2 separate regions of the Homo sapiens genome follow, and region 2 is linked to region 1. A link is a loop called in an ENCODE intact Hi-C map of the cell type or tissue named here. Cell type or tissue: ascending aorta. All regions are shown on one strand. Each heading gives the region's core, and the rest is flanking DNA. Links, peaks and the distances in the headings are about the cores only.

Region 1 (16,537 bases), core at 3,744-11,743:
TTTCTTTTGCTGTGCAGAAGCTCTTTAGTTTAATTAGATACCATTTGTCAATTTTAGCTTTTGTTGCAATTGCTGTTGGTGTCTTCATCATGAAATCTTTGCCTGTGCCTACGTCCTGAATGGTATTGCCTAGGTTATCTTCCAGAGTTTTAATAGTTTTGGGTTTTACATTAAGTGTTTAATCCATCTTGAGTTAATTTTTGTATATTATATTAAAAAGGGGTCCAGTTTCAATCTTGTGCATATGGCTAGCCAGTTATCCCAGCACCATTTATTAAATAGAGAATCCTTTCCCCATTGCTTGTTTTTGTCAGGATTGTCAAAGATCATATAGTTGTAGGGTTGCAGTCTAATTTCTGGGTTCTCTGTTTCATTCCATTGATCTATGTGTCTGTTCTTGTACCAGTACCATGCAGTTTTGGTAACTGTAGCCCTGTAGTATAGTTTGAAGTTGGGTAGTGTGATGCCTCCAGCTTTTTGTTTTGTTTTGTTTTTGTAGACAATTGTTAAATTGATGTCGTTGCAGGGGCGATGATCAGTGGAACCTTCTACTCCACCACCTTGTTCCCAGCCACTTTTCTTAAATCAACAATTCTCAAATTGTTGAAAGCCTTCGGTTAATTTCCAGAGTTCTGAAAGAAATGGTTTTGACATTTTTTGCCAGTTTTCTCATTGCTTTTATGGAGGAGCAGGTTTTTAAAGTCTTTACTTTACCATTCCAGAAGTGCTTCTTTAGGTACAGACTTGAGGGGAAATACCTTGGGTCAATTTTGGACTAATTAAATAAAACTTGTCTTTGAGACACCCAAGAGGAGATATCCAGTACACATTTAAATATGTGTCATATAACAGATGCAATGGTTAACATTTCTTTTAGGACTTCAGAGGAAGAGATGAGTTAACATATTTCTCAGCTCATTGAATGTTAATGTCATTGGTTTACACAAAGCCCCTCTCTGGTAGTTATTCTTGTATGTATGTATGTATGTATAATTACTCATATGACATTTCCATTCTTCCCTTTCATATGCAATCATTCCAATATGTTTAATATATATCTTTTGGCTCATTAAGTGTTCTCCCAAAATTTGTGTTATTGTTTTGTGTTCAAGTTTTCTGTGTGGTCAAGAAAATATTGTATCATATGTGTTTACACACATACACACCCACAACACACACACATCTGAGGGGTTCTCAAACATCGCTGCACATTGGAATCACCTGTATAGCTTTAATCTAATGTCTCACTTGCAGCTCATACCAAAAAATCAGACTCTATGATGGGACCCAGGCATTATAGTTCTTAAATTACTCCAGATGATCTCAATGCACAGCCAAGTTTGAGAACCGGTGATATATATATCATTCTATTTTTTTACTTTTTTAAAAACTCAGCACTGTTTTAAAGATCTGTCCATGTTTCTCCTTGTGTATCTAGTCCAGAGATCAGCAAACATTTTTTTTTGTAAGGGATATCACATAGTAATCATTTTTGGCTTTGCAGGTCATGTGGTCTCTGTTGCAACCCAGCTCTGCTGTTGTAGTGTGAAAACAGCCATAGATAATACCTAAAGAAACAGACATAGCCATTTTCTACTAGAACTTTATTTATAAATTATTTATAAACAAAAAGACAGAACCAAGAGGTGGGTCACAGTTTGCTGACCTCTGATGTAGTCATTTGTTTCCAATTACTGGGGCATCTCCATGGGGTGCATCTACTACATTCACCTATCCTCTCTTCTAGTTAGAGGTTAGTTTGCTTCAAATTCTTCACTACCACAAGTTATTTGCAATGAATATGAATCTGATCATCTACTCGTATCCTTATGGCCCCATATAATAAGTTATTTGGGAATTTCTGGACTATAGGGCATCAGTAACAGTAACTTTGACTATATAATTCTAGGTTTCTCCAGAATAGCTGTACCAGTTTACACTCCCACCAGCAGAACATAAGAATTCCTGGATCCTCACATCCATACCAACACTTGGCATTATCTAGCTGTCTAAATTTTGCCAGTTTAATAGTTTAATTTGCATTTCTGATTATAATATTTTGCTTCTTTGTGTGATTATCTGGTTAATAACTGTCTCCCATAAAATTCTATACATACTCCATGAGGGCGAACATCTTATCTGGTTTTGCTCACTCTTATTTCCAGTGCCTAGCGTAAGCCTTGCACGTAGTAAGTGTCCCATAAATATTAGTAGGACAAATAGGCAGATATGTGAGCACCTCTGTGTTAGTCATACAAAAACATTCATTTTTTATTGATAGGTTTGAACTGGTGACTTGAGAAAAGGGAACCTGTTTTGAGTAGCAGGATTCCTAACCTCAGGAGGACTTATACTTTGGGAAAGAGGGCAAAAGTATTCATGTATTCCACTTATTCAAAAAATATTTCAGCATTTATGCTATGTTCCAGGCATTATGCACAATGGTGAGCAAGACAGCTACAGTCCTACCCTCAGGGAGCCCACAGTGTGATAGAGATGTCAACTAGTTGGGCAAAATATTGTCATACAGTGAGAGGAATGGTTTGATTGGGTAAGTATCAGATACTCTGGAGGCTCTTAGTAGGTGTCCCCTAACATAATCTATTGGGAGTTAGGGAAGACAAGCACAGTGAAAATACAAGATGAATCCTTATGTATGCCCAGCAAATTTCCCTGGCAGTAGGATGTTAAAAAAAAAACTCAGGGACTCATAGAAGAGAACAGTAATATTCTAGCAGTGTTATACAAACAAGCTTAGATGTGTCTTCAAGATGTTCTGCAAATAGTGGAGTGATTTAAAGGAATTTAAGATAATTATACTTAAATCCCCTTTCTCCAATTGTTCTATTTTTGACTCCTAGAGAGGAATTGCTGGAGTGGTTCTCTTTCACTTTATTAGCTGTAAAATAAACATCTCCAGATGCTCAGAAATGTAAAGGCTACCATGCTTCTTTGGCCAATGGTTGATATGATTAGTAATGAATACAAAATCTTCAGTAAACCATAACTGATCTTTTGCCATTTTGAAAGTTTAACTGTTTGGGGAAAGTTTTGGATTCCTGCGAAAAGCAGATTTGAAATTTAATGGCTTGAATTTGCTTATTGAGCACTCCCTCATCCTCACCACTTATATACACACGCTGAAGAGTTTCACTAAGTATTATCATGGATTTAAAAATCTACGTAAAGTCCATAAAAATCTACAGTTTCTAAACAACAACAATTACTTCAGCTATCCTTGCTTATTCTTCCTACTCTTTCTGCATCATTTATTTTCATCTCTCCCTTCCTATTTTTTTCCTTTTTCCCCCACTAACAATGTTAGGAGCAAAGACTGATATTTATTTATTTATGTTTCATTTTATGATTGGAAGAAAGCCGCAGGCATCTGGTCCACACCCCACATTGTTAGAGACAGAACTTGGGTCCAGAAGGTTAACCAACCTGTTTACAGTCTCACTGCCTGTGTTTATTCTCAGTGGTGGTGGGGAGGTGACGGGGAGAATCAGGATAAATAGCAAAGAACAGTTCTAGATAAGGTAACAAGTGTTAGGAAAACTACTAGCACAGAAAATTAAAAGCAACAACAAAGAGCACATAGATGGCAGTGTTCCATCAACCCTCTATATTGTCTTGCTTATCTTTGAGGACTGCCATAGAATAAATAGTTCTTGAGCCCTACTACACTCAGGACACTGTTGTGGGCATGGCTAAGTGCTGATGTCTTCCCTGGTCTGAGGGTTATTCTCTGTTACCACTCCTCCGTTCCTGTCCCATACCATTCTTTGCCCTTCTCTGTCCTGCTCTGTGATCTTGGAGGAGGATCCCCATGGACTGCATCACCAGACTTCCTTACCACCACACCTTTAGTTGAGCTCAATCAACAGAGGCACAGGCATGAGATAGGACAAAAGGAAAACAGGTAGAAGTATTTCTTTCCACCCCTTCCTTCTCAGACAGCAGCTGAGATCTTCTATGACTATAGCACCATTGTGCACCCCCTTCCCTCCTCTATGTGACAGCTTACAAGGGGCTCTGTTTTTTCCTGTGTTCTCCTCAGGCTTTCAGATGGTAAAGGCTTCCTGCTGTGCTAGTCTCTGTGTGCCTCAACCCTCTTATTTGTTCTTTTTTTTTTTTAATTTTTTTAGTATTTATTGATCATTCTTGGGTGTTTCTCGGAGAGGGGGATTTGGCAGGGACATAGGACAATAGTGGAGAGAAGGTCAGTAGATAAACATGTGAACAAAGGTCTCTGGTTTTCCTAGGCAGAGGACCCTGCGGCCTTCCGCAGTGTTTGTGACCCTGGGTACTTGAGATTAGGGAGTGGTGATGACTCTTAAGGAGCATGCTGCCTTCAAGCATCTGTTTAACAAAGCACATCTTGCACCGCCCTTAAGCCATTTAACCCTGAGTGGACACAGCACATGTTTCAGAGAGCACGGGGTTGGGGGTAAGGTTATAGATTAACAGCATCCCAAGGCAGAAGAATTTTTCTTAGTACAGAACAAAATGGTGTCTCCTATGTCAACTTCTTTCTACACAGACACAGTAACAATCTGATCTCTCTTTCTTTTCCCCACATTTCCCCCTTTTCTTTTCGACAAAACCGCCATCGTCATCATGGTCCGTTCTCAATGAGCTGTTGGGTACACCTCCCAGATGGGGTGGCGGCCGGGCAGAGGGGCCCCTCACTTCCCAGACGTGGCAGCCTGGCAGAGGGGCCCCCCACCTCCCAGAAGGGGTGGCCGGGGGGGCGCCCCCCACCTCCCAGACCAGGTGGCTGCTGGGCAGGGGCACTCCCCACCTCCCAGACCGGGCGGCCGGGCGGAGACGCTCCTCACTTCCCAGACTGGGCGGCTGCTGGGTGGAGGGGCTCCTCACTTCTCAGACGAGGTGGCTGGGCAGAGGCGCTCCTCACTTCCCAGACTGGGTGGCGGCCGGGCAGAGGTGCTCCTCACCTCCCAGACGGGGTGGCGGCCGGGTAGAGGTGCTCCTCACCTCCCAGAGGGGGCGGCCGGGCAGAGGCTCTCCTCACATCCCAGACGGGGCGGCCGGGCAGAGGCACTCCCCACATCCCAGATGATGGGTGGCCAGGCAGAGACGCTCCTCACTTCCTAGACAGGATGACGGCCGGGAAGATGCGCTCCTCACTTCCCAGACTGGGCCGCCGGGCAGAGGGGCTCCTCACATCCCAGATGGGCGGCCAGGCAGAGACGCTCCTCACTTCCTAGATGGGGTGGCGGCTGGGAAGAGGCGCTCCTCACTTCCCAGACTGGGTGGCCAGGCAGAGGGGCACCTCACATCCCAGACGATGGGCCGCCAGGCAGAGACACTCCTCACTTCCTAGACGGGGTGGCGGCCGGTCAGAGGCTTCAATCTCAGCACTTTGGGAGGCCAAGGCAGGCGGCTGGGAGGTGGAGGTTGTAGCAGCCGAGATCACGCCACTGCACTCCAGCCTGGGCAACATTGAGCACTGAGTGAGCGAGACTCCGTCTGCAATCCCGGCACCTGGGGAGGCCGAGGGGGGCAGATCACTCGAGGTCAGGAGCTGGAGACCAGCCCGGCCAACACGGGGAAACCCCGTCTCCACCAAAAAATACAAAAACCAGTCAGGCGTGGTGGCGCGTGCCTGCAATCCCAGGCACTCGGCAGGCTGAGGCAGGAGAATCAGGCAGGGAGGTTGCAGTGAGCCGAGATCGCGGCAGCACAGTCTAGCCTCGGGAACAGAGGGAGACCGTGGAAAGCGGGAGATGGAGAGGAGGGAGAGGGGAAGACCGTGGAAAGCGGGAGATGGAGACAAGGGAGAGGGAGAGGGAGAGGGAGCCTCTTATTTGTTCTTATAACCCAGTTGTGGTCTCTTTAAGTTTCTTCATTTGAACTTTCTGAGTTGAATTCTGTTTTCTATTGGGATCCAAACTGATAGGATGATTCCTCTATCTTACAGTACTTTCATTGATAGTACTAGATGTAGAACAGTACTATAGAAATTTAGAGAATGAAGAACAAAAATCTTGATCTTACAACCTCATTGCAGAAATGGGAAAGACATAAATACACACACAGGGATGTTAAGTCCCCAAACCCAATAAACAAGAGAAGAATCAACCCCATATGTACAGAGACAGGTGCAAGATGCACACAAGTAGGAAAGTGGGGAAGATAAACATGTTTCTCTGAGCCTCTGTTCCGACCACAGTGTGATTCACAAGTGCCTGCTTGTGCTGTGAGCTCTCCCATAGGGCAAGATCATCATAACACAATGTCACCCCAGGGAGTGCCCACATTTTAGCTTGCTTGTTGCTGGGGAAAAGACTTGCTGCTTTGTGTTTCATTTGATGAAGGTAATGCTTCCTTATCAGAAATTCATTCCATTCTAAGGTACTTTATGTTTTCCTGTTTCTCCAAAGTCTGTCATTTCCTACATGGTGTATATCTGTTTCCCTTTGTCATGGTTTAGAGGAAATACCACATTTCATGAAGATTTCATTTATGAGAAGGAAAAATAGCAGTTTTAATACTGTAAGTATTTTGTTGTTGTTGTTTTCTGAAGCAACGTAGTGAATCTCATGCATGATGGGCCAATGCTCCTCTCTCTGTGACTTCCTGGGGCATGTGCCCATGAACTGGGTGATGAGCCTCTTTGCAGACAGATATTGTTCTTTCATTTTGTTTTTATACAGTGGGGTGTATATCTTCAGCCACTCGTAGCTTAGTGCATTTTCAGTCTTGTTTTAGCCACTGGGCTAAACTGAAGCACAAAGGGCTCTTCATAATATCTTCCCATTATGGATTTGGGGCAGGGGGGCCTTACAAACACTTTTCTGTGGCTGTGTTTTGGATGGGCCCAGAAAAGCTCATTTCAGTGGTGTCCAGGGATACGTTGTTAGCAATCACTCAAGAAAGCCCACAGGGCAAAAGCTCTTGTAAAGCATTAGGATTTTACTTCTCTTAAATTCTTCAGGTAATATAAATGAGGAGAAAACTCTGGGAAGCCCCAAAGGAGGGCCTCTTGTGTTACTGTAATATACACAAATTTAATTTAACTGCACTTCAGAATTCATTTATTCATTCACTTAACAAAAATATATTAGGCACTTACTATGTGCCTGACACTAAGCAGGGTATGAACAACATTTAAAGTCAAAAAGGAATGGCCTTGGCCTTGGTCCTCAAGAAGTTTATAGCCCTGTGTCTTATCTGTTCACTACCATTTAAAGGCAACCCCAGAAGACAAATAACCTTCTTGGACTTATTTCTTAAGTTGTTCCACTTGTTTTATCACAGGCTATAAAAAGTGGTATTGTACATTGCAATTTTATCTTCTTTATTTTATTTAAACATTACAACTACTCTGTGAAGTCAATCCAGTTAGTATAACATCCTCCATTTTAAAAGTTAGGACTGAGATACTATGTAAGCCCAAAGATTTACCCTGCAGTCACAGTTGAGAGAAGTCAGGCCCTGAACCTCACTTGAGAAAAGCCTTTGCTTTCTCCACTTTACCACTGTCTTGTACCTGGCCTCTGTTACTATTTTCTCGATGTGTTAATCTTGTTCGTCACCTAGAAGACCTTAAGCTGCTAAAGGCTCAGTGTCATATATTCTTTGAACTACTCAAAACATTTAACACAATGTTGAGCATATTGTTAATCCATATGGATTGGGTGTATTGATTTAGCAAAATTTAAGTTAAACTTTGAGATATGATTGAGAGAACTGACAAGGTAGTTCAAGCTCACCTCTCCAGGACCTACATATTTGAAACAGCATTGGCATTGACTTCTTCCTTTCCAAATGACATTCTTCTGGATGGGTTTAATTTACTGTGGGTTAGGATAATTGGGAGAGGATGAGACCACTACCTGGGAGAGTTAATGGCTGAAGATATTACTCATATTCTTCATTGGAAGTTAATGCATGAGTAATTCTCGAGTGGCTTAACCAGGCCCTAGATTTCACTGGGGAGATTATGATTTTAATTTAACATATCCTGCCATACAGTGTGTGAAATATGCAGCCAGCAGCGATCGCTATGAGATGAAAGCCCAGTTGTGTTTATTTTAAGAGACTTGTGGTTCTTTGCCAAAGCCAACATTCCTGGGCAGTGAATAGACTGAGTGAATCATTCAAAGTAGGTGAGAGGTCACAAGCCTGAAAAAAAAAGAAGAAGAAAGCTGAAAGCTTTTCCTGTCAAATAGCAACCTTTGAAAAGGCATTTATAAAGCAAAATCTATTATGGAAATAGGTCTTTTCAAGATGAATCTTCTGCCTGTAAATCCTAAAGAATTCTTCTTTAGCTCCAGATAATTAGCCCTGTTGTTGTTCACCTTTCCTGGAAATCAGGGCAGAGAAATACTCTAGTTCCTATCTCTGGCTCTGGACAATATGCCCTCATTAGAGAATAGAACAGTATCCATGTTCTTTTTTTTTTTTTTTTTTTTTTGAGATGGAGTCTCGCTCTGTCGCCCAGGCTGGAGTGCAGTGGCACGATCTCGGCTCACTGCAAGCTCCGCCTCCCAGGTTCACGCCATTCTCCTGCCTCAGCCTCCCGAGTAGCTGGGACTACAGGAGCCCGCCACCACGCCCGGCTAATTTTTTTTTTTTTTTGTATTTTTAGTAGAGACGGGGTTTCACTGTGTTAGCCAGGATGGTCTTGATCTCCTGACCTCATGATCCGCCTGCCTCGGCCTCCCAAAGTGCTGAGATTACAGGCGTGAGCCACTGTGCCCGGCCAGTATTCATGTTCTTGAGGGCAGTATAGACACTTTATTTGTGAGAAGCAGGCTGGCATACTGCCCATGACTTTAATGAGTGTCAGACAAATCTTCATCACCAACACTGGATTCCTTATGTATCAAGCATTATGGAATATCAACAAGGGCCAGGCATGACATTAAAGGCTCAGGATATGACAACTATTTATTAAGCACCTACTGTGTAGCAGGCATCTATTTAATCCTCTCCCATCGAATAAGATGGGTATTCTAAATTTCCACTTAGCAGATGAGGAAACTGAAGTTTGTGGAAGTGAAGTCACGTAGTTGGTTAGTGATCAAGATAAGATTCAATACTGAGAAGGAAGAAAAGAACCCTTTCTACTACCACCAACAAAAATAGTGGAATAAAAAAGAGTATGCAGTTCATTCTCTGACTATATGAAATGCAACTTCTATCTTTATATGAACGACAAACAACGAACAAAGCAAATCCTGCCATTCACTATACCGTAGAACATCAGGATGGAAGATGCCTTCTGTGAGCCCAGCCTTAAGAGAAATCAAAAGGAAACAAATCACAAAAGATACACAAAGTTGGGCCTGTGAGTGAACAGGGCCGGAAACTTGAACTCCAGTGACATGACATGCATAGCAGAAATCCATCCCAGTTATCCCTTGAGATATTCCTTGAGATGAAATGCTGGAGCTTCCAGAGGCTCCATTGAAAATACAGGGCCTCTGGAAGGGGAACTCAATAGGCTGTATCAGATTTTCCCTAAATTGTTTCATTTGGTAATTAGTCATCATCTTATGGAGCAGGAAGAACCTGGCTGAGGGCCCAGTGGGATGAATCCCAGTGGGATAGACTGGCGCACCTCACTGAAACTGGGTATGATGGAAAGTTCTGGGGCAGGAACAATTTAGGGAAAGCAGTTCCAGGTGGAGGGCAGTCCTTGGGAAGCAGGAAGGCTCCTTCTCAGTGGTGGGGTACAAAGCTCTAGAAGGGAGTCTCAAGTAGAAAGATGGAAGTTAAATTCACCAGAGCTCATCTGTGGGGGCAACAGTGAGGGTGAGCAGTTGGGGAGCATCTTTTAAAGGTTCACATCTGGGCTGTCAATTGAGTTTTGGTGGTGATAGGGTGTGGATTGTGTGTTCACGCACATGCAGGTAAAATTTTCTTTTAATGAATATTTTGTCAGAGCCTTCACTTTCCCTTTTATTACCCTTCAGTGGATACGTTGGGGAACATATACTGGAAGAGGCTTTTGAGAGCTGTGCTTTGTGGGAATATTCTTGGCAAGCCCTGAGTGTAGACACGGCCTCAGCTGATGATTCTCCAGGGAAACCTGGGTGTTCCCTTCATTTTCAGGTGGGGGATTTGGAGACAACACAGACCTCTACATGAAGGACTGATGCATGTGTATGTTCAGGAGGGGGTTGGGGAAACATTTGGGGGTGATTTTCCTCTGGTCCCTTATGGCTTTGGTGGTACCTCCTGTCTTCCTTTGTTTCTCCCCATCTCCCTGACCACTGTCTCCCTAGCCCCCATGCCAGATTGATGGAGGTAGCATCTTTTGTGATTTATTTTCTTTTACCCTTTCCTAAAACCTAGCTGATTGAAGACACTGCCCCAGTCATTTCCAACATACTCTGCTGCCTCTTCAGCCTGTCATGGGCTCTCCTGATTCAGAGCAGAGGTGGATACTGGCAAGGGACAGGCAGCCCCTAGATGAAGGTTGAGCTGATGGTGGCTGCTTTTACATAGTTTGGAGAACAGGTGAGAGAGAGGAGGGCAGCAGTCTCTGGTACAGAGCCCTGGAGGGGACAAAGGAGCAGCAGCCACAGCACAGCCTGTGGGGAGGGAAAAGGAGAGGGGATTGTGAAGCTGAGCATCTAGCTTCTAGCCAACCTATGAACTACAGAGCTGGCTGTAATCAGCTCCATACACACTGCTTCTTCTTAGAGAACATACAAAGCAAAGCATGAATGTAAGTTGATCATATATATAATTATCAATTATGTATTTAGCATTTGTTTATGTATTTAATGAACACACATAGGATTGACTGTATCCTAGGCGTTATCCTAAGGGCTTTATAAATAATAACTCACCGAATTCATCACAACTATATGAAGTAGTACTAACATTATCTTCATTTTACAGATTAGTAAGTGGCAGAGCCAGATACAAACCCCCAAGAATAATGTACTTTGCTACATTACGTCTTTTGCTAGCATGTCAATGAGAAAATGAAGGAAGTGCCTAGCACTAAATATACCATGTAAAAATAATAATTGTCATTATTATTATTATTAGCTAGTGCTCCACTCCTATAATACTTGCAGATGGCTTAAGCACCTGTGAAGAAACAGTTTAGCACAGTTCCAGCTCTGGAAGCCTCGGTTCAGATATTGATTCTACTACTCATTAGCTGTGAGATATTAGACAAGTTACTTAATCTCTCTATGCCTCAGTTTCTTAATATGTAACATGGAAATGATAATAGTCTTTGCCTTGTCGGTTTGTTGTGCATATTAAATAAGGTAATGTTTGTACAGCACTTAGAAAAATGCCTGATACACAGTAAGTGCTCAGTAAATACTTGTTCATGTTACTACTGTTTCAACTGAATTAAATTAATTTTCATTTTTCAGAGCTTCTTTTCATTTAGTCAGTCACTTATTTCCAGAGATTTCCTGGTGATGTTGCCTCACATTTATTTGTGGAAATGCCAGTATGTTTTAAGCTTGCAGGTGAGTTACTCCATTTAATTTTGAAGTTGCTGGGGCAGGTATTGTCCCCTTGTAAAGAATGTGGAAACTGAGGCCAGAGAGATGAAATGACTAGATCAAGCCTATATAGCCAGTCATGGTAGGTTTTTGACTAATATTCCAGAGCTCTTTCCAACATATGCACACCCATACCTATCCCCCTACCCACACACAGACACACCCTTGGTCTCCCTAATCTGGTGTCGCCTGACCTAAATTCTTAAATCTCTTGCTGTCCACATTAGTAGAGACCTATTTTCTCCATGTGCTTCTTTGGAAGATGATGAAGAAGTAACCCTCTATAGACTCTGCTCCCTCCTTCTCCCCTTTTCCCTCCATTTCACATTTACAGCTTTAGGGACTCACTAAAGCCTGCTTTCAGGGCTAAGAGCCAGACCATTTCCTATGTGGGATTTTCAGGGAATGATAAAGGTAACAGGACTAGAGACTGCTTTATCATGAATGTTGTTTTTTATGTCAATGCTGAGCCCAAATCATGGACCTCACATTTAATTTTTTAGGCAGTAAGTTTGGACTAAATCCAGAGCTTGGCCTTTTACTTTCAGCACTAAGTAGAAGAGATATGAGGGCTGATGGATTGGAGAGGCCTAGTTGGAGAGTGACTGGAGGGGCTGGACTTGGCCTTGTGCTGCACGGAGATCTGCCTTGAGATCCAACCAAGGACTCTGGGAGGAAAGAGAGGTTTGGGTTTTGGGGATATGCCTGTTGCTTCTAGGAGGGCAACTGGGGTTCCCTTGCATATGGTTCCAGATCAAGTTTCATCTCTTTGGCCACAGGACATTTTCTTAAGCTCCATGGCTGGGTAGTTGCTGCCTGGAGAGGAGGTGTTTGCTATAAGGGCCTCAGCACATGGAAAGTCTGCTGCATTGGTGTCACCCTGTGCTCTCCAACTAGCCCTTGGCCCCTTATGCTGCCCCCATCCCCTGCTTTCTGACCAGAGTCCTCCTCAAAATACAAATCTTCTTATATCCTCACTTGATATAAGAATAACTACTGTTGAATAACTACTGTTATTGAATAACAACAGTATAACTTGAATAACTACTGTTCTCTGGATCTAGCTTTGTGTTTTCTAACCTGGTAAGCAAATTCTCACAGGGCTTTGTGGTCGTCAATGATCATGGATTTTAATGTCACCTTCCTCATGTTAGTCAGAGTTTTCTGGAAGCAAAACCTTACCTGAAAAATTGAAGCTAATGATGGAATTTCAGGCACTGGTATAGACCCCAATGCCTTTCAAATGATTCTACCCAGAATGCTTACTCTTCTGCCCACCCATAGAACCAACTCTGAATTCCTATGTAATCAAAGACATAAGCTTTTTTGATGAAAACCCTAGAAAGGTAGTACAATGTGGTGGTTGGATGTTCTCACTCATAAGTGGGAGTTGAACAATGAGAACACATGGACACAGGGAGGGGAACTTCACACACTGGGGCCTGTCGGAGGGTGGGGGCTAAGGGGAGGGAGAGCATTAGGACAAATACCTAATGCATGCGGGGCTTAAAACCTAGATGACGGGTTGATAGGTGCAGCAAACCACCATGGCACATGTATACCTATGTAACAAACCTGCACGTTCTGCACATGTATCCCAGAACTTAAAGTAAAAAAAAAAAAAAAAAAAAAAACCAAAAACCAAAACAAAACCAAAAAACACAGGTACTCACTAGGAAAAAAAAAGATTAATTATTCTTATGTAAGCTGTCTTTACGTAATAAAGCTAAATAAGTGAAGTGAATCCAGGTACTACTTAAATTTTAAGGAAACACTTTCAGAAAAAAAAATGTGGTGGTTAAGATTAAGGATCAGGGAAGTGAAATGCATCCCACCTTCATTTACGTTTTTCAACCCATTCTGTCTAGTGTGCGCCACTCCATTCTCCCTGGTCTCCCTGATTATACATTGTTTCTTTCCAGTTTCTTCAGGCTTGACCCCATGGTCAGTGACGGGGACTTGGCACAGGTAGGGAACAATCTCTCTGTGTAGCTTACTAGCAGGCTTCATTGCCTGTGAAGGTGCTCAGTCATAGCCCATGCAGCAACTCTGCATGGTTAGTCTGCTGCTGAAAGGATGCCTGCTTCTGCATCACGATAGAATTTAGTTGTGGTTAAAGATCCCCCCAGTCTTGAGATTCTGTGAACCTTCCTGCCTCCCACCTCTCACCTTCACCAATGACTGGCCCTCCTGAGTGAGGCTGACAATGGAATGTGAGAGGCAGATGCTGAAGTTCCCTCACCCTTCTCTTAAGCACTGTCTGTGGAGATGAGAGGAAGTTCATGATGGAAAGTCACCTCAGCAGTGAGTGGTTTGGGAGTAGTAAGTAGTATTCGTTTCAAATGCCAAACTTAATTTGAAAAGGTAGCCTCATAATGAATGTCACTGTGCATGGGAGTGTTCTCAGGGATGACTCCATTTTTCTGGGATGACAGGTGGGAAGAGCCACCCAGGACTTAACAATGACGCTTCTGTGTGACAGACTGGACAGAAATCAAGCATTCTCCTGAGGCCATGACTTTTATGTTTGTCTCATGAAGTCTGAGAGAGGCAGTAGATTGGAAGAGGGGGAGTTACATGCCACAAGCAACAGGGGGCAATCTGTTCAGCGATCAGGGAGAATGGAGTGGCAATAAATCCTTGCCTGAATGCTGCGGACAGGAAAACCATGCCCCAGATGGCAGCATAAACATTCCATTATGCATCAGATGCTTGGCAGAGGACATTTGGGTCCTTGCTTTCTTCCCCAGGCATCAGAACCTTCCCTCTGAGGGCCCACAGACAGAAGATAAGGCCAGATGCCAGGCCCCAAAGGACAGGCAATGAAGCATAGTAAAAAATGGGGGCACTAGGTGAGGATTTTAGGTCTAGTCCACTGTTTACCAACTGTGTGACCTTGGGCTGGTCTTTCAATCTCTCTGAGCCTTTCTGTCTTCATCTGAAAGATTATGATATGATTTCTACTTTGTAGGGATACAGTGATGGCTAGATGAGCATCATAGGTTGTGTTCTGCAGAAGTAGAGCTTGCAGTAATAATTCTGTGCCAATGATTTATTAAGAACGTGCCCCCAGGGGAGATCAGTAAGGCAGTGGGGGAAGTAAGACAGGGGTGAGAAAGAAGCTAAGCAAGTCTCAGCTTCAGCTTGATCCTGCAGGAGAGCTCAACAGGGTACATTATACACTCAATTAACTCAACTTGGAGGGTGTTGGCTTTCCTATTCCAGTCAGTTACCAGCCAAAAGCCTGAAGGTAAGGGGTGGTGGTGAATGTAAACTCCCAGGCATTTCCAGTTCTCCGTATCTGAGGGATGGCTCCAGGTTTGGTGTGGGCTGTTAGAAGCCAAAGGACGCTGAAGCTGGGAGAGGAGTTCATAGAAAAAAAATATAAGGAATAAAAGGATCTGGACCAGAAACTAAAAATTACAGTGTCTAAGGGAAAAGCCATTTCTTTCTTCCACTAAGCACACTGTACTCTGTCCTGGAATGAGACAGAGAATAGACATACTGAATGGTCCATATTAATCCCTTTCAGAATCGCCTTCACTGTGTGGTGCTTCATACTATGAAAGACCAGCAAGGAAAGACATCTAGAAACACATCGTATTAAGAAACATTAGGTTTGTTGAGCTAGTTGCCACAAAAGAGAGAATACAGAGGAATCCTAAGGCCCTTGGAAAGAGGGAGCAGGCAGGGGCCCCTCATTGGGATTAGGCTTACTCCAAAAGATTCTCAGGAGGAATTAGGAAGCAGGGACCAATTATGGATTGGACGCTCTCAAGAAGCAGGGGCAATTTTGTGTTTGGGCATCTCAATAGTTTTTATACAGAACAAATAAGGCTGGAGCTGTCACAGGTAAGGGAACAGCAGTCACTCATGTTATTCAGAGAAGGAGAACGTTTAGTTATTTTTGTGATTACTGGGTGGCTTTATCTTTATCTTGTTCCAAATATGATCATGGAATGGTCTTGTCCCAGCACTGTTTATGTTAGTTGAGAACATCATGGTCTGGCTGCCAGCAGGACCATTTCTCACTCTCTCTGGTTGTCGGCAGGGATGTATTTTATTTCCTTCCTCAATGGCATATACTTTTTTCTCATCAAAGTTAAAAGAAACAGCCCTGCTAGTTCTACAGCAGCAGTACAAATTCTAAGGAGCATGCTAGCCCTTGTGCCACCTGGAATATGGCACAAAATATCCCATAGGAATTTCATTCAAAATTTAATACCAAGAAAAAATATCTACTTAAGGAATGATAGTCTTTCTTCTTCATGATAGCAAGGTCTAGGCAACACATCCTACTTTTTTCTTCTTCGTCTGCCTTTTAGGATGCCCAGAGCCATATTTGAAGCTCCTTTGACCTTTTTGGTTTGCACATATGCAGTCAATTTTCTCCCTGATATTAATTTTCTATTTCTATTTGGCTATTTTTTTGTTGTTGGCTTCTTCAGATCAAATTGGTGAAGGAATGAATAAATTCTGCATTAAGCCATGTTGCACAGCTTGAAGCGAACACAAAATTAGATCGTGCATTAGTTCCCAGTTATTTTATGAATGTAACGTGCCTCTCGTAATTTAAGAGGAGAGCATCTATCTTTTCTTTCTTCAATTTCCTTCCTTCCCATAACATAGCACAAAGAAATGTTAAATAGATATTATTTGGAAACTTTGTTTTTGATGGAAGATAGTTTGGGGATTCTTGCAGGCAGACAGTAGAGGTCACCATGGAGCTGTGCATGATGGAGCGGCCTCTCATGGACCTGGTAATTTAGCTGGATCGGTCTGAAATTGCATGAGGTTTAATCATTCAATTCAGATGAGTATACTTTTTGCTCTGGTCATTCAACAGACAGCACTTTGTGATGGTTGCCTTCATGTCACTTTGCTAATACAGTTGTTTGGAGGAGAGAAAGCAGCTTTTATATATTGTTTATTGAAAAAAAAAAATCCATCTTAAGCACTAAGGAACTCTGGGAAAAATGGTTACAAAATGTGTTTACTTAAATATTGTGAAACGAGGATGGAAATTCGCA
Region 2 (16,537 bases), core at 4,704-12,703, 150 kb before region 1:
ATGGGCTAATCTTTACATTGCCATATTTTTAGTAATAGAAATGTATTTTCACTGTCCTGGGAAGCCATTTGAATCTTGGGACTTCCAGAGCCTTTATAAGTCCATCGGTTTATTCAATCATTCGAAATCCTTCAAAGTCTGCTTAGCACAGAAAAATTTCTTCAAAGAGTCTATAACTTTAGATAAATGAACATATTATTAAAAGAACTTATGAGTCTATAATATAGATCATGAATTAAAAGACAAAAGGCAAATAGAAGGAGGCAAGAATATCTACATCCATATTAATCTTAGATGAAGCTTCAACTCATGATTACAGCTTTATCCAGGATATTCTAGAAAGAGTGAATAAAAATGTGGCCCTTCCTGAAAAGATTAATCTTTTCTAGCTTGTGTTTGAACTGTAAATTCTCCTAGAATAGGGATTGAATTTATCTTTTACTTTACATTGATCTATTATTCAATAGGGAGCTGGATATCTAAGTAGAAGAGAAAAAGGGAGCAACCCCTTTTTTGAGTGACTTATCTATTTCTAAAAAGAAGGAAAAGATGCTGGTATTGAATTGGGCTGGGTACTCCCATTCGGTTAATATGCCATCACCACTCTAGGGTATAAACAGTGAGAAATTTCTGCTTCTGAGATTATGGCCTCTTGATTCTCAATTTCTCTCTGGCTTCTTCAATACTACCTCTTTTCCAGGCAAACTAATACATGAACAATCTAAGAAATGTGCTGCATAACTGAAGTGTAACTGCAAATTTTAGATCCCAGGGGAAAGAGATTGAGAGTGAAAGAGAGAGTGTATGGTGTATGAGAGAGAAAGAGAGAGAGAACTGATTCATCAATCATATTTTGGGTGGAGAGGTGAATAAGTAAATATTTAACCTTTAAACATAAGCACTTTGGTATTTGAATCACTTGAGAAATGGAAATCTTTCCAAAACATGACATGCCTGTCTCTACTTTCTTGGGCCAATGATACTCATTTCCAAACTTTCTCTTACCCATGAAACTTATTCATTCATTCATTTTTTCATCTATCCAGCAAATATTAATTTGGCATCTCCTGTATGCCAAGCACTGTGCTCAGCCCTGGGGATATAAAGATACAGAAGATGTAGCCCCTGTCTTCTCCTGCACTTTGAACATAGTAGATATGGCTGTAGATAGATATACTGTTGGGTGAGACTAAGAGGGAGTTGATTCTAACTTGGCTCACAATGGCCTTGCATAAGAAAGTCAATGAAGTCAGCTTTTGTTTTGATCATTTGCTCTCTACACATAATGAATGACTCAATAAAATATGTCCAGTTATATGACCATCTAGGCAATGTGACATGACAGTTTGTCTACAAATTAAAGAAATATACCAAAGACTGAAGCAACTTTTCTCAAAGTATTCTCACAAGGCTAAAGAGACTTTTCTTTTTTTCTTTGTGGTTAAAGGGTCACCTTGGGTGGGCCAACTGAATGGCTTTTGGAGGGAATATGATGGGAGCTGGGCTCAGTTGAGTCAACTCATTCCAAGTCAAGACTCTGTGCCTTTAGGCCCAGGGATGTATAAATTGGCTTATGTTCCTGAAATCCCCTATTTAGCATGTCTCTAACTTGATATCCTTAGAGAAGAGGAGTATATGGCTGGATCTAGAGTTGAACAAACCCCATGAGACTGACTACCATTAACCCAAGTTGCAGGAGGCTGGTACACAAACTAGAACACTAATATGTAAATCTATAATGAGAAACTTAGGTTTTGCTTTTTTCACTAGTTAATAAATTCTATCTGGGTGAGAAGTTCCAGCAGAAGCCCTGGTGTGACCAGAAGGCTGCTCATGGGCAAGGAAACAGAGAGGAGGTGGCTGAATGATTTTAATATCAACTAGCTTCAGTTTCTATAGCTAAATGCAGCAACCTCCAGCCCAGAGACTACCTGCTGCAAGGTCTGGTAAGCTATGTTCATGTGCAAGGGTCCCTTTTCTCCCTTGACAATGCTGAGTAGACACTGCCAATTTTGATCCTGACCCTCCTTTTTGATTCTGTGTTTCCATAATCAACCCCCTTTGGCTATTGCCAACCCTAGTATAACTGAGATTTTTTTTCCTGTTTGGAAATTAACCTTTGAAAAAGCATGATGTATTAATTTCATCTGTCAAAATCTCAGAGTTCTTTTGGTAGCTTTTTCCTGTAGTCCCATGTTCTTGGTATCCCATGTTTTGTTAGCTCAGTGAGACAGCTTGTCATCTGATAACAAAGCAGCTTTGCACCTCATTTAAATGTATAATTCTGAAATAATCTACTTCTGAAAACGTTTTTGAGGTGCCCCAAAATGATCAAAATAGCTGTAAAAGCAGCCTACCTATCTCTTAAAAAACTTTGAGGGCTCAAAGTAAGTGTGCAATGACTGGGGTTCCAGGGTATTAAAATCTTCCAATTTTATGAGAACTTTCAGTTTTACCAGAAGCATTAAATCTACATATCTTTTCGTCTTTGACAGCTTGGCACCATGGATTCACTGGACCCAGCTAGGGTAGAAGTAGACCGATACAACCAAAAAGAACCACTTTGAGCATCATTATAAAACTCTCCAGAAGATAAAATATGCTCAGAAACAGATATTCTGTAGCATTCACAAAAAATATTCTGTAATAATAATTTGAAGACCTTTCTACAGGCTGAAATAGCTTTCTAAGGACATCTATATGTGAAACATCAACACCATATACCTGAGGAATGCAGAGCTCAGGAAATTGGCAGTGCCATCTTTTAAAAACAAGTAATTTACTTAGGCATAATTCCTATACCATGAAATTCACACTTTTGAATTGTATAATTCAGTGGTTTTTATTATGTTCACAGGGTTGTGTAATCATCACCACTGTCTAATTTTAGAGCATTTTCATCAACCCCCCAAAAGAACTTGGTATCCACTAGCAGTCACTCCCCATTCTCCCTTTCCCCACGCCCTGGCAACCACTAATCTACTTTCTGTCTATGGATTAACTTGCTGTGGACATTTTATATAAATGAAATCCTACAATGTGTGCCTGTTATGTCTGGTTTCTTTAAGTTACCATGATGTTTTCATGGTTCATCCAATGTTGTAGCATGTATCAATATGTATCAATACTTCATTCCTTTTTATGGCTGAATAATATTTCATTGAATGGATATACCACATTTTGTTTATCCATACGTCACTGGATGGACATTTAGATTGTTTCCATCTTTTGGCTATTGTGAATAATGCTGCTATGAACAATTGTGTATGTGTTTCTGTGTGGACTTATGTTTTTATTTCTCTCAGGTATATACTTGGGAGTGGAATTACTGGATCAAATGTTATCTCTGTGTTTAACCTTTTGAATAACTGCCAAACTGTTTTCCAAAGGGAGTGCACCACTTTACATTCCCATCAGCATGAATGAGGGTTTCAATTTCCCCATATCCTTAACAATATTTGCCATTTTTATTTTATTTCATTTTATTTTAAAAAACTTATAGCCCTCTTGGTGGCTATGCCATGTTATCTTTTGCCTTTTTAATCACATTAAGTAGAGGAGAACTGTAGTGGATGCAGTTGGTACCCTACCTAAATCTCCTTTGAACTCCTTCCAAACTTATCCCCTTAGCTGTTGACAAATCACTGGTGCCACCTTCTCTGGAGATTTGTCCCTGAAAACCTCTGCCAATGAATGACCAACAAGGGGATACAAAAGGCAGCCCCCATAAGTCAAGGTGGGACTAATTCTGTGGTACCACCTTGTTCCAGAGCTTCCCCTTGTGACCAGATCAAAACTAGTCTCTAGCTGAGACCACATCCTTGTTTAACTCCTCTGACTTCCTGCTCAATTCTACTTTCCTCCTTCCCCTTCTTCCAGGAGCACTCCCCCAACAAATCATTTACACAACAACTCCTTCTTCTTTCTGGCTCTGCTTCCTAAGATGGGAGCTTTAAGCTATTTAAATAAATTAATTTACATATAGACTATGATCAGTTAACATATTCTTTAAATTGTATGTGTATTCCTTTAGAGTTTTTTCAGTTACTGCTGGTTGTTAGTTATTCCCTCCACCATCAAGCACATAATGGAGGGGTTTAATGCCTATGATTTGAAGGGCTAGAGGTTATAGGTGGCTGATTTTCTCCAGATGAAGAAGTTGTGGACATTCTTCTTTCCCATTTTAGGTTGTCTGCCTCTATCTGTCCCTGCTGTTTCTACTCTTCATGGTTATTGTTGCTGAGCATTCCTTCTCAGAACATTGCCTATCTCCTCATTCCACCATCTTCTCTTTTTTTATTGCTTGGCCTCCAAAGCCAGTATCACTGATGTTGAGTACGGGGACATGATTAGAATTATCATGGGGAAATAGACCAATTTCAGCATACTAAGGCTCTCACTCAGATGGAATGTAAACTATTAGGCATTTGTCCAAGTGGTTTCAAAGGAGCAGTGCCTCATCTATGCCAGGCGCTTGGAAAACACTCTGCATATCTCTTTTAAAATGAGCAGATGGAGAGGGGCCTATAGCCACCCTGAAACAGCTGAAAAACTAGCTTTTTGCTCCTAAGTGTCTCCAAAGACCTAGGCTGCATCAATGTGATGCAAATTGGCAACAGGGCCACTACTTCACCATAAATGCAGGGTAATCCTCTGCACTGAGGGGACGTCACTCTGGTTCCATGGTGTGCCCCACGGTTTGGTTACTGGGCTCCCAGGTACCAGTGGGGCAGGCTTGACAGCTGCTCAGTCAGCATGGTTCCTTGGTGCTAGGCTGGTGGCAACATTTCCTCAAAGCACATTCCAACAGGTCCCCTTACCAGCTTGTCATGAGATAAGACTTTTCCATTGCTTGGTGGATAGCTCTGCTGGCTTGTGTTCAGGTGCTGGCCTCCCTTGCTGTTAAAGATTTTGCACAAGGTAGTCCTCACCATTTTAAAGAAACCTTCCTTTTTTTCCTCTCTCCTCCCTTCAAGCTTGGTCCAGAGAGATGGATCTGCTGAATTTGTCACTGCTCTTTGACACTGATTTAGACTGTATATGGCCTTACATAGCTGGAGTAGAAACAGGAGGTAGGATTTTCCCGGTTCAGACCTCGAGGCTCAGGGACTCTTGGTCTGTCCCTCTCCTATATCTAGAGACAGTCGTTTAGGTCTCAGCATGGACCTGCACAGAATGCAGTGAAAAACAAGTTTCTTTTGCTCCTCTGTAGTTTAAGAGTCAAAGATCTCAAGCGACATTCTTGAAAAGGATTCCCCGGTCAGATGCCCAGGGAATGTAGCATCTGGATGATTGCCACAGTTTGCAGGGTAGCACCTAAGGCTGCGCTCTTGGGGTGGGTAGTGTGTGCCTTGGGGCCTATGTGAAAGGCCTGGCTATGGGGGTCCTCGTGTTTCAAAAGCACTCAGGGAAGATAAACAGTAACTGTGTGATCTTTATTGTTACATCAAGGAATTCACTTGAGAAAATTCAGCAGGAATAGAGTTGGCTGAGGACAGAATTTTCGAAACCCTTTTCTTGTTTTCACTGAGCAAAGTCCCAGTTGCAGCAATAGTTTCTGTCATTTGCACTTGAGCTTGGGAGGAGTAGAAGACACTTTGCTAACATTCCAAAAGCCTCAGACAATGTTGGTGAGGGAGAGAGGATGAGGGGCTGTGTGGTGTTGATTTCTTGCAGAAAATGAAATCATAAGAGAGACATACAGAAAGGGCCCTGTGAGAAGAATGCATAGAGGAGATTCTACATGAGTAGTTCCTGCAGCTGGTGCAGCTGAGTGCAGAGGAAAGTCACTTTTCCAAAGGCCCTCATGCTATAGTTGGGGTTACAGTTTCTACGGGAGAGAACCCACAGCCTTCCCAAATGTCTTCTCCTTCTCCTCCTTTGGTTTTTAAGTATCTCTTTATCCCCAAGACTTTGTCTGGAAGATCGACAAATCAATAGAAAAGTTACAAAAGCAGTATAATGAACAATTAGATAGGCATCTTCAATTAGATTTACCAATTGTTAGTATTTTGTGACATTTGCTGAAAGTTAGTTGGAGATATTGTATCACTTTTCTTGCAAATACTTCAGATGGCATTACCTAAGAACAAGGACATTTTCGTACATGCTCTGTACACAATTATCAGACTCAAAAAAATTAGCATTAATACAATTCTGTTATATATATAGATACATAGTTGATGCTATGGGTTGAATTGCATCTCCTACTCCCACCCAAAAGAAGATATGTTGGAGTTCTAACCCTCAGAATGAGACCTTATTTGGAAACGGGATCACTGCAGATGGAATTAGTTAGGATGAGGTCATACTGGGCCCCTAATCCAATATGACTAGTTTTCTTATAAGAAGACAGCCACATAAAGACAGAGACACACAGGGAGAACGCCATCTGACCAAGGAGGCAGAGACTGGAGTGATGTAGCTGCAAGCCAAGGAATGTCAAGGATTGCTGGCCAACTACCAGAGGCTAGGAAGAGGTAAGGAAGAATTCAAAGAAGAGAACATGGCCCTGCCAACATCTTGATTTTGGACTTCTTCCAACCAGAACTGGGAGACGAGAAATTTTTGCCATTTTAAGTCACTCAGTTTGTGGTACAGTATTTTTTTTTTTTACAGCAGTCCTAGGAAACTAATACAGTCCATGATTGCCATAGTTTGTATGTTTGTCCCTGCAAACCTCAGAGTAAAATTTGATGACCAATATTGGCAGTGGGGCCTAATGGGAGTTGTTTGAGTCATGGAGGTGGATCCTCATGAACGGATTAATGCACTTGGTTGGAGGAATGAGAGTTCTCACTTTTATTAGTTCTAATGAGAGCTGGTTGTTAACAAGAACCTGACACATCCTCTCACTCTCTCTTGCTTCCTCCCTCCCTCCTTTTTAAAACTTTTTTAAATTTTTGTGGGTACATAGTAGGTGTATATATTTATGGGTTATATGAGATATTTAGATACAGGCATGCGAAGCATAATAATCAAATCAGGGCAAATAAGATACCCATCACCTGAAGCATTTATCTTTTGTGTTTGAAACAATCCCATTATATACTTTCAGATATTTTAAAACATACAATTAAATTATTTTTTACTATAGTCACCCTATTGTCTTAGCAAATACTAGATTTATTTATTTTTCTATTTTTCTGTACCCATTAACTACCCTTCATCCCTCCCCCATCCCCCATCTATCCTTCTCAGCCTCTGGTAGCCATCCTTCTACTCTCTATCTCCAGGGGTTCAATTGCTTTAATTTTTGGCTCCCACAGATTAGTGAGAAACTGCAATGATTGTCTTTCTGTGCCTGGCTCATTTCACTTAACGTAATGAACTCCAGTCCCACCCATATTGTTGCCAATGACAGGATCTCATTCTTTTTATGGCTCAATAATCTACATTGTGTATATCCGCCACATTTGCATTATCCATTCATCTATTGATGGGCATTAAGTTTGCTCCCAAATCTTGTCTATTGTGAAGAGTGCTGCAATAAGCATGGCAGTGCGGATATTTCTCCAACATACTGGTTTCCTTTCTTTTGGATATATATCTAGGAGTGCTGGATTATATGGTAGCTCTATACTTAGCTTTTTAAGGAACCTCCAAACTGCTCTCCATAGTGGTTGAACTAATTTACATTCCCACCAACAGTGTACAAGGGTTCCCTTTTTGCTGCGTTCTCACCATTTTTTTTGCCTGTGTTTTGGATAAAAGCCATTTTAACTGGGGTGAGACGGTATCTCATTGTAGTTTTAATCTGCATTTCTCTGATGATCAGTGATGTTGAGTGCCTTTTCATATGCCTGATTGCCATCTGTATGTCTTCCTTTGAGAAATGTCTATTCAAATCTTTGGCCCACCTTTAAATTGTATTATTAGTTTTTTACCTATAGAGTTGTTTGAACTCCATAAATATTCTGATTATCAATCCCTTGTCAGATGGGTAGTTTGCAAATATTTTCTACCATTCTGTGGGTTGTTCCTTCACTTTGTTGATTATATCCTTTGCTGTGCAGAAGGCTTTTGGCTTGATGTGATCCCAATTTGTCCATTTTTGCTTTGGTTTTCTATGCCTGTGGGTTATTGCTCAACATATCTTTGCCCAGTCCAAAGTCCTGGAGGGTTTCCCCAATGTTTTCTTGTAGTAGTTTCATAGTTTGACATCTTAGATTTAAGTCTTTAATCTATCTTGACTTGATTTTTGTATATGGTTAGAGACAGTGGTCTAGTTTCATTAATCTGCATAAGGATATCCAATTTTTCCAGCACCATTTATTGAAGAGATTGTCTTTGGTTACCATAGCTCTGTACTATAATTTGAAATCAGGTAACGTGATTCTTCCAGTTTTTTCTTTGTGCTTAGGATAACTTTGACTATTCTAGGTCTTTTGTAGTTCCACATAAATTTTAGGACTTTTTTTCTGTTTGTGAAGAAAGTCATTGGTATTTTGATAGGGACTGCATTAAATCAAGATTCCTTTGGGTAGTATGGACAGTCTAACAATATTGAGTCTTCCAATACATGAGCATGGAATATCATTCCAGTTTTCTTGTGTCCTCTTTGATTTTTTGCATCAATGTTTTATACTTTTTAATGTAGGAATCTTTCACTTCTTTGATTAATTTAATTTCTAGGTATTTTATGTTATTTATAGTTATAGTAAAAAGGATCACTTTTTAAAATATCTTTTTCAAATTGTTTGCTGTTGGCATGTAAAAATGCCACTGATTTTTGTATGTTGATTTTGTATCCTGAAACTTTACCAAATTTATCATTTCTAATAGTTTTCTTGTGGAGTCTAGGTTTTTCCAAATATAAGATCATATCTTCTACAAACAAGGATAATTTGACTTTCTCCTTTCCAATTTGAATGCCCTTTATTTCCTTCTCTTGTTTGATCACTCTAGCTAGGACTTCCAGTACTATGTTGCACAACAGTGGTGAAAGTGGACATCCTTGTCATGTTCCTGATCTTACAGGAAAGGCTTTCAGTTTTTCCCCATTCAGTATGATAATAGCTTTGGGTCTTTCATATATAGCTTTTATTATGTTGAGATATGTTCCTTCTATATCCAGTTTTTTTGAGGGTTTTTATCATGAAGGGATATTGAACTTTATCAAGTGTTTTTCAGCATAAATTGAAATGATCATATGATCTTTGTCTTTCATTCTGTTGATATATCACACTGATTGATTTGTGTATGTTGAACCATCCTTGCACTCCTGAGATAAATCCCACTCGGTCACGATGAATAACCTTTTTAATGTGTTGTTGAATTCAGCTTGCTAGTATTTTGCTGAGGATTTTCACATCAATACTCATAAGTAATATTGGCCTGTAATTTTATTTTTTTATGCATCTTTGTCTGGTTTGGGTATCATGGTAACACTGGCCTCACAGAATGAGTTTGAAAGCATTCCCTTCTCTTCTATTTTTTGGAATAGTTTGAGTAGAATTGTTATTAGTTCTTTAAATATTTTCAGTGAAAAGTCATCAGGACCTAGGCTTTTCTTTGCTGGAAGCCTTTTGATTATGTCTTTTGATTATGATCTATTCAGGCCTTGGATTTCCTCATGGTTCAATCATGGTAGGTTGAATGTGTCTAGGAATTTTTCTATTTCCTCTAGATTTTCCAATTTATTGGCATATAGTTGTTCATGGTAGCCACTAACAATCCTTTGAATTTCTGCAGTATTGGTTGTAATATCTCCTTTTTCATCTCTGATTTTATTTACTTGAATTTTCTTGTTTTTTTTTTCTTAGTCTGGTAAAGGTTTGTGAATTTTGTTTAATTTTTCAAAAAACCAATTTTTTGTTTCGTTGATTTTTTTATGTTGTTTTCTTCATTTCAATTTTACTTATTTCTGCTCCAATCTTTATTACTTATTTTCTTCTATTAATGTTGGATTTGGTTTACTATTGCTTATCTAGTTCATTAAGATGCATTATTAGGTTGTTTATTTGATGTTTTTCTCCTTTTTTGATGGAGACAGTTATAGCAATAGGCTTCCTTGATAGTATTGCTTTTGCCTGTGTCCCATAGGGTATATTGTGTTTCCATTATAATTTCCTTCAAGAAATTTTTCAGTTTTCTTCTTAATTTCTTCATTGACCCACTTGTCATTCAGGAGCATATTGCTTAATTTCCATGTGTTTGTATAATTTGCAAAATTCCTCTTGTTACTGAGTTCTAGTTTTATTCCATTGTAGTCAGAGAAGATGCTTGATATTATTTCAATTTTGTTGAATGTGTTAAGACTTGTTTTGTGAGCTAACATAGATATGTCCTTAAGAATGAGGAAAAGAATATGTATTCTGCAGCTGTTGGATGAAATGGTCTGTAAATATCTATTAGATTCATTTGGCCTATAGTGCAGATTACATCTAATATTTATTTGTTGATTTTCTCTCTGGAAGATCTGCCCAATTCAAAAAGTCCGGTGTTGAGGTCTCCAGCTGTTATAATATTGGTATCTATCTGTCTTTTTCACTCTAATAATATGTGCTTTATATATCTGGGTGCTCCAGGTCTGGATGCATATATATTTACAATTGTTATATCTTTTTGCTGAATTGACACCTTTATCATCATATAGTGACCTTTTTTACCTCTTCTTACAGTTTTTGCCTTGAAATCTATTTTGTCTGATGTAAGTATAGGTATTCATGCTCTGTTTCGATTTTCATTGGCGTGACATATCTTTTTCCATCTCTTTATTTTCAGTCTTTGTGTATCTTTATAAGTGTTCCTTTTAGGCAACTGATCAGATCACTGGATACCTTTTTTTTCACCCATTCACCCACAGTATGTCTTTTGATTGGAGAGTTTAGTCCATTTACATTCACTGTTATAATTGATAAGTAAAGACTTATTCCTGCCATTTTGTTATTTGTTTTGTGTTTGCTTTGCGATCTTTTTCTTCCTCTTTTGTTTCTCCCTGTCTTACTTTTAGTGAAGGTGATTTTCTCTGGTGATTAATTTAGTTTCTTCCTTTTTATTTTTTGTGTGCCTGCTGTATGTTTTTTGGTTTGAGGTTAACATGAGGCTTGCAAATACTATTTTATAACCCATTGTTTTAACAGCTTAACACTGTCTCCATAAACCAACAGATGAGAAAGGAAAAAGAAAACTAATATAAACTCTATACCTTAGCTTTGTCCCCCTGATTTTTTTCAACTTTTTGTTGTTTCTATTTATATCTTGTTGTACTCTTTATGTCTTGAAAAGTTGTTATAGTCATATGTTTGGTTGGGTCATCATTTAGTCTTTCTATTTAAGAATAGTTTACACATGACAGTTACAGTATTATAATATTCTATGTTTTTCCATGCACTTACTATTACCAGTGAACTCTGTACCTTCAGATAATTTCTTATTGCTCATTAACGTTCTTATCTGCCTGACTGAAGTACTCCTTTTAGCATTTCTTGCAGGACTGGGTGTGTTAAAATCCTTCAGCTATTTTTTTTTCTGGTCTGGGAAAGTTTTAATTTCTCCTTCATGTTTGAAGGATATTTTTGCTGGACATACAATTGTAGGACAATAGTAGGATAATTTTTTTCCCCCTTGCAGCACTTTAAATGTGTCTTGCTACTCTCTCCTGCCCTGTAAGGTTTCCACTGAAAAGCCTGCTGCCAGATGTATTGGAGCTCCATTGTATGTGATTTATTTCTTTTCTCTTCCTCCTTTTAGGATCCTTCCTTTATGCTTGACTTTTGACAGTTTGATTATTAAATTCCTGGAAGTAGTCTTGTTTGGGTTAAATATGCTTGGTATTCTATAACCTTCTTTTACTTGGATATTGATATCTTTCTCTAGGTTTCTGACATTCTGTTATTATCCCTTTGAATAAACTTTCTACACTTATCTCTTTCTCTACCTCCTCTTTAAGGCAAATAACTCTTAGATTTGTTCTTTTGAGGCTGTTTTCTAGATCTTATAGGCATACTTCATTCTTTTTTCTTCTTTTTTCTCTTCCTTCTCTGTATTTTCAAATAGCTTGACTTCAAGCTCACTAATTCTTTCTTCTACTTGGTCAATTTTGCTATTAAAAGACTCCAATGCATCTCCTTTCTGTCAATTGCATTTTTCAGCCCCATAATTTCTACTTGATACTTTTTGTTTCGATCTCTTTGTTGAATTTATCTAACAGAATTCTGAATTCCTTCTGTGTGATTTCTTGATTTTTTTTTTTTTTAGTTTCCTCAAAATAGCTATTTTAAATTCTCTGTCTCAAATGCCACATATCTCTGTTTCTCCAGGATTGGTCCCTGGTACCTTATTTAGTTCATTTATTGAGGTCATGTTTTCCTGGATGGTCTTGATATTTGTAGATGTTTATCTGTGTCTTTGCATTGAAGAGTTAGGCATTTATTGTAGTCTTTGCCCTCTGGGCTTCTTTGTCCCCAGTATTCCTGGGAAAGCTTTCTAGATATTCTAAAGGACTTCAGTGTTGTGATCTAAGCCTTACCTGCTTTAGGGCACACCCCAAGCCCAATAACATTGTGGTTCTTGCAGACTTGTAGAGGTACTGCCTTGATAGTCTTGAAAATATTTCAAAACAATTCTCTGAATTACCAGGCAAAGACTCTTGTTCTCTTCCTTTACATTTTCCCAAACAAAACAAATGGATTCTGTCTCTCTGTTCTGAGCCACTGGGAGCTGAGGTGGAGTGACACAGGTAAACTTGTGGCCGCCATCACTAGTACTGTGCTGGGTCAGACCTGATGCCAGCATAGCACTGGGTCTCACCCATGGCCCACTGTAACCACTCCCTGGCTACTGTCTATGTTTTCTCAAGGCCTTGGTGCTCTATAATTAGCTGGTGTTAAAGCCAGCCAGGCATGTGTTTTTCCTTTCAGGGAAGCAAGTTTCATCAGATCCTGGATGGGTCCAGAGGTGCCATCTGGTAACCAGGGACCAGAGTCAAAAATCTAAAACGTCTATCTGGTGTTCTATTGTACGGCAGCTGAGCTGATGCTTAAACTACAAGATGCAGTCTTTCCCACTCTTCCTTCCCATTTCCAAAGGCAGAGGAGCTGCACCCATCAGCCAATGCCACCACAGGCCTGTGAAGAGTACTGCCAGACTACCTTTAATGTTCTCTTAAGGCTCAAGGGCTCTTCAGCCAGCTCATGATGAATACTGCCTGGCCTAGGAATCACCCTTCAGTGCATTGGGCTCTGCTCAGGCCCAGGTCAGGTTCAGAAATGCCATCCAAGAGCCAAGTCCTAGAATCAGAGACCCCAAGTACCTGCTTGATGGTCTACCCACTGTGGCTGAGTTGGTACTTAAGGTGCAAGACAATGTCCCCTTTATCTTTCCCTCCTCTTTTCTCAAGCAGAGGGAGTCTTACCCCATAGCCACCAGAACTGGGAATATGCTGAGTTTCACCTGATGCCAGCAAGTCTCAGAGTGTCACTCAAGGCCCGTGTTGTACTACCTGGGTATCACTGCTGATTGTTCAGGGTCCAAGGGCTCTTCAGTTAGCAGGTGGTGAATTCTTCAAGACTGAGTCCTTCCCTTCAAGTTAGTGGGTTCCCTTAAGGCAAAGGGTGTGTCTAGATGTGTCATCCAGGAACTAGGGCCTAGAAAGATGACATGGATCTCAATTGGTGCCCTATCCTATTGTGGCTGAACTGGTATTCAAGGTACAAGACAAAGGCCTCCCAACTCTTCCCTCTCCTATCCTCACACAGAAGGAAGGGGTCTCTTTTGGAGTCACAAGCTTTGAAGCCCGGGGTTAGGGGAGGGTTGAGTCCAGCACTCCTTTAGCTGCTCCAATTTGTGTCTTAGGAGGTCACATGCCCCCTCAGTCCACTGGCTCTGGGCCCAGGTCAGTACTAGGACTCATCTAAGATTTGCAGTCCTTGTGGCCTAGACAGCTTTTCAAGTTTAGGTCCCCAGAGCACTTTAGCCCATGGTGGCAAGACCTGTAGGACCTCAAGTTCTGACAGCTGGCATCAGTGATTTTCCTCTGGCTAGGACTGGTTTAAATGCTCCCTCCATGGACAGGTGTCAGCTGAGTTTCTGCTGGTTTTACTTTCTGCAATAACAGAACAGCACTGAGCTCATTGCCACACAATTGCTGCACTCTCCCTCTCCCCAGCACATGGAATCACTCTCTTCTCTATGCCACCACTGCTCAGGAATGGGGAAGGGGTGTTGGTGGTGATTCCAGACTCTTTTTGTGATCTCTTCAGCGCCTCTGTCAGTGCTATGAAGTTAAAACAAGGTACAATGCGTGCTCTCCTGATTTTTCATTCTTATGAAGGTGCTTTTATCATGTACATAGTTGTTAAATTGGTGTCTTTGCAGGGGTATAATTGGTAAAGCCTTCAACGCCATCATCTTGCTCTGTCTCCTGCTTCCTTTCTTGGCATGTGATCTTGGCACATGTTGGCTTCCCTTCAACTTTCTCTATGAGTGGAAGCAGTATGAGACCCTCACCAGATGCAGATGCTCAATCTTGAGCTTTCCAGCTATCCAGCGTCATGAGCCAAATAAATCTTTTTTCCTTATAAATTACCTAGCCTTAGGTGTTCCTTTATAGCAACACAAAATGTACTAACACAATGTTCAAATTTCTATTTTAGATAATGACCTTTATTTAATATTTGCATAGCTATTTTTTGGATGGAGGGTCTAATTAAGAATCTCACCTTGCATATAGTTGTCATGTCTCTTTATCTTCCTTTAATATAGAAGAGTTCTTCTCCAATATTAATTTTTTAAAATATTACAGGACAATTGTCTTATAGAATGTCCTACAATCTAGATTTGTATGATTGTTTCTGCTTAATTTGATTTAGATAAAATATTCTGGGCAAGATTTCCACATATGTGACATCAGTGCTTCTTCCACTTGGGAAGCAATTTATGTCAGTTTCCCCCATCATGGGTAGGGCCAAGGTTTGATCATTGGATAAAGTGGTACTTTCTGGATCTTTCCATTGTAAAAGTTCCTCTTTCACTTTGTAATAAATAAGTGGTCTTTGAGTTGATACTTTGAGTCTCTATGTCCTTTCTTAAAGCCTGTCTCAGCCTTAAAGTACTCATCAGGAAACACTATCCTTCCCTCCACAATTTCCCAAATCTTGATTACTGAGATTCTCTGCTTTGCTTTTATATCATGCTTCCACATTTAACAATAAAACAGAGGTCCTTATCTCAGAGAGAGCTGATGTATGGTTTATACTTCAGAAAAAGAATATGGATATATGGAATACACAAAATGAGAGAGGACAAGAAGAAGACTGTGAAAATCCTTGAAATATAGGAGAAAGGGTAGGAAGTTGATGGCAAATACATCCATAAATGAAGCTTTTTCTCATGGAGGAAAAAAAAAAACTACAGACATAGGCATCACCAATGCTTCTAGGTCATGACCCTCAAAATTGCTTTCCTTGGCCAAGGGAGTAGAGCACAGCTTCTATAGACTTTGGAAGTAAACAGAAGTGGTCTGAAGCCTGCCTTCTTTTCTAGTACTGGTGCCAGATCCAAGATCAGCCTCTCTGAGCCTCAGTGACTTCTTCTGTAAAACTGAAACAATAATACTTTGTCTCATATTTATAAAGTCTGCAAATATAGAGTGAGTGCATGTAAACTTCCTGGCATGCAAGAGGCTCTCAGTAAGAATTTGTTACAATACCAGTCCCTTAACCCATAAACCTTGCCAAAATAAGAATTATGCAGTTTTCTCAATGGGCAACTCAAGGAAGCAAAAACCTCACCTCAGCAGATTTGAATCGAATATTTGAATTTTCCCTTTGAGTTCTTAGAAACTTTCCGAATCGTATTTCACAATTTTTTTTTTCATTTGTATAACTTCTAGTACTTTCTGCATGTGATTTGGTTTTAAAAGATACAACATTACCTTTTATGGTTGTTATGTATAATTTTTGTTGTATTTTATATGTTCTTGTTGTAAATAATGATGTGAGTTATAATTGCTACAAGCAAATGTGAGTGGCAGTTTAATGCAGGTATTAAGAGAGAAGGCATAGGGTTCTTTATTCTTCACTTACTAGCAAGACCCTGAGCAAGTCACAGACCTTTCTAAACATGTTTTCTCATTTGTAAGATAGGGACAAGAATCACAGCTACTCATTGAGTTTTTGAGAAATGTTAATTATAAACAAAAAACACTTAGTAGACTACTTATAGTAAGCTCTTAGTTAACGTTGGCTGTTATTATTTCTGTGGTTGGAATTTCTGTTCTGTGTTCATTTTCTCTTTAAGCAAACTAAGTCTGTCTATTTGATGGAGGCAGAATTAAGGGCATGCCAGAGTTATGGGGACTCCCATTCAATAGAACAATGAAAGGTTTCTTGAATCTGAAGGGGTCATCTTTTCAGGTCTTGGGCTGTGTGGGGACATTTGAATCTTTAGGTTGTGTACAGTTGCATCACCTTCACATAGGGAAAGCTCAAGTTGAAGCAGTTTTGGTGACTTTCCTTTCCATATGGAGTCTTACATATTCGCCCTTGTGTATGAGTCCCAGATCATCCTGCCAGATGAGCACCCACATCACAGA

The links. A loop is a pair of places that touch in the nucleus more often than their neighbours do. Peaks named below come from ENCODE experiments on the same cell type or tissue, not always from the same donor. Only the 100,000 strongest peaks of a DNase experiment are listed, where the experiment ranks them.
Region 2: it touches region 1 in a loop (2.2-fold over the local background); 1 of 110 quality-filtered maps calls a loop at or near these places.

The regions. Positions count from the first base shown.
Region 1 is chrX:45,499,125-45,515,661 of GRCh38, forward strand. It overlaps LINC01204 (long intergenic non-protein coding RNA 1204), which reads left to right and starts at 6,264. Exons shown (of 4, transcript NR_104644.1): 1 at 6,264-6,341; 2 at 11,373-11,471. RefSeq lists an enhancer at 7,370-8,569. In ascending aorta, for the core only: no CTCF peak of the experiment used is centred there; a DNase peak (open chromatin) is centred at 8,057; H3K27ac peaks cover 1,835 bases.
Region 2 is chrX:45,347,234-45,363,770 of GRCh38, forward strand. No RefSeq gene overlaps it. Among named protein-coding and RNA genes, the nearest start is that of LINC01204, 150 kb to the right of the region's middle. In ascending aorta, for the core only: no CTCF peak of the experiment used is centred there; no DNase peak of the experiment used is centred there; H3K27ac peaks cover 813 bases.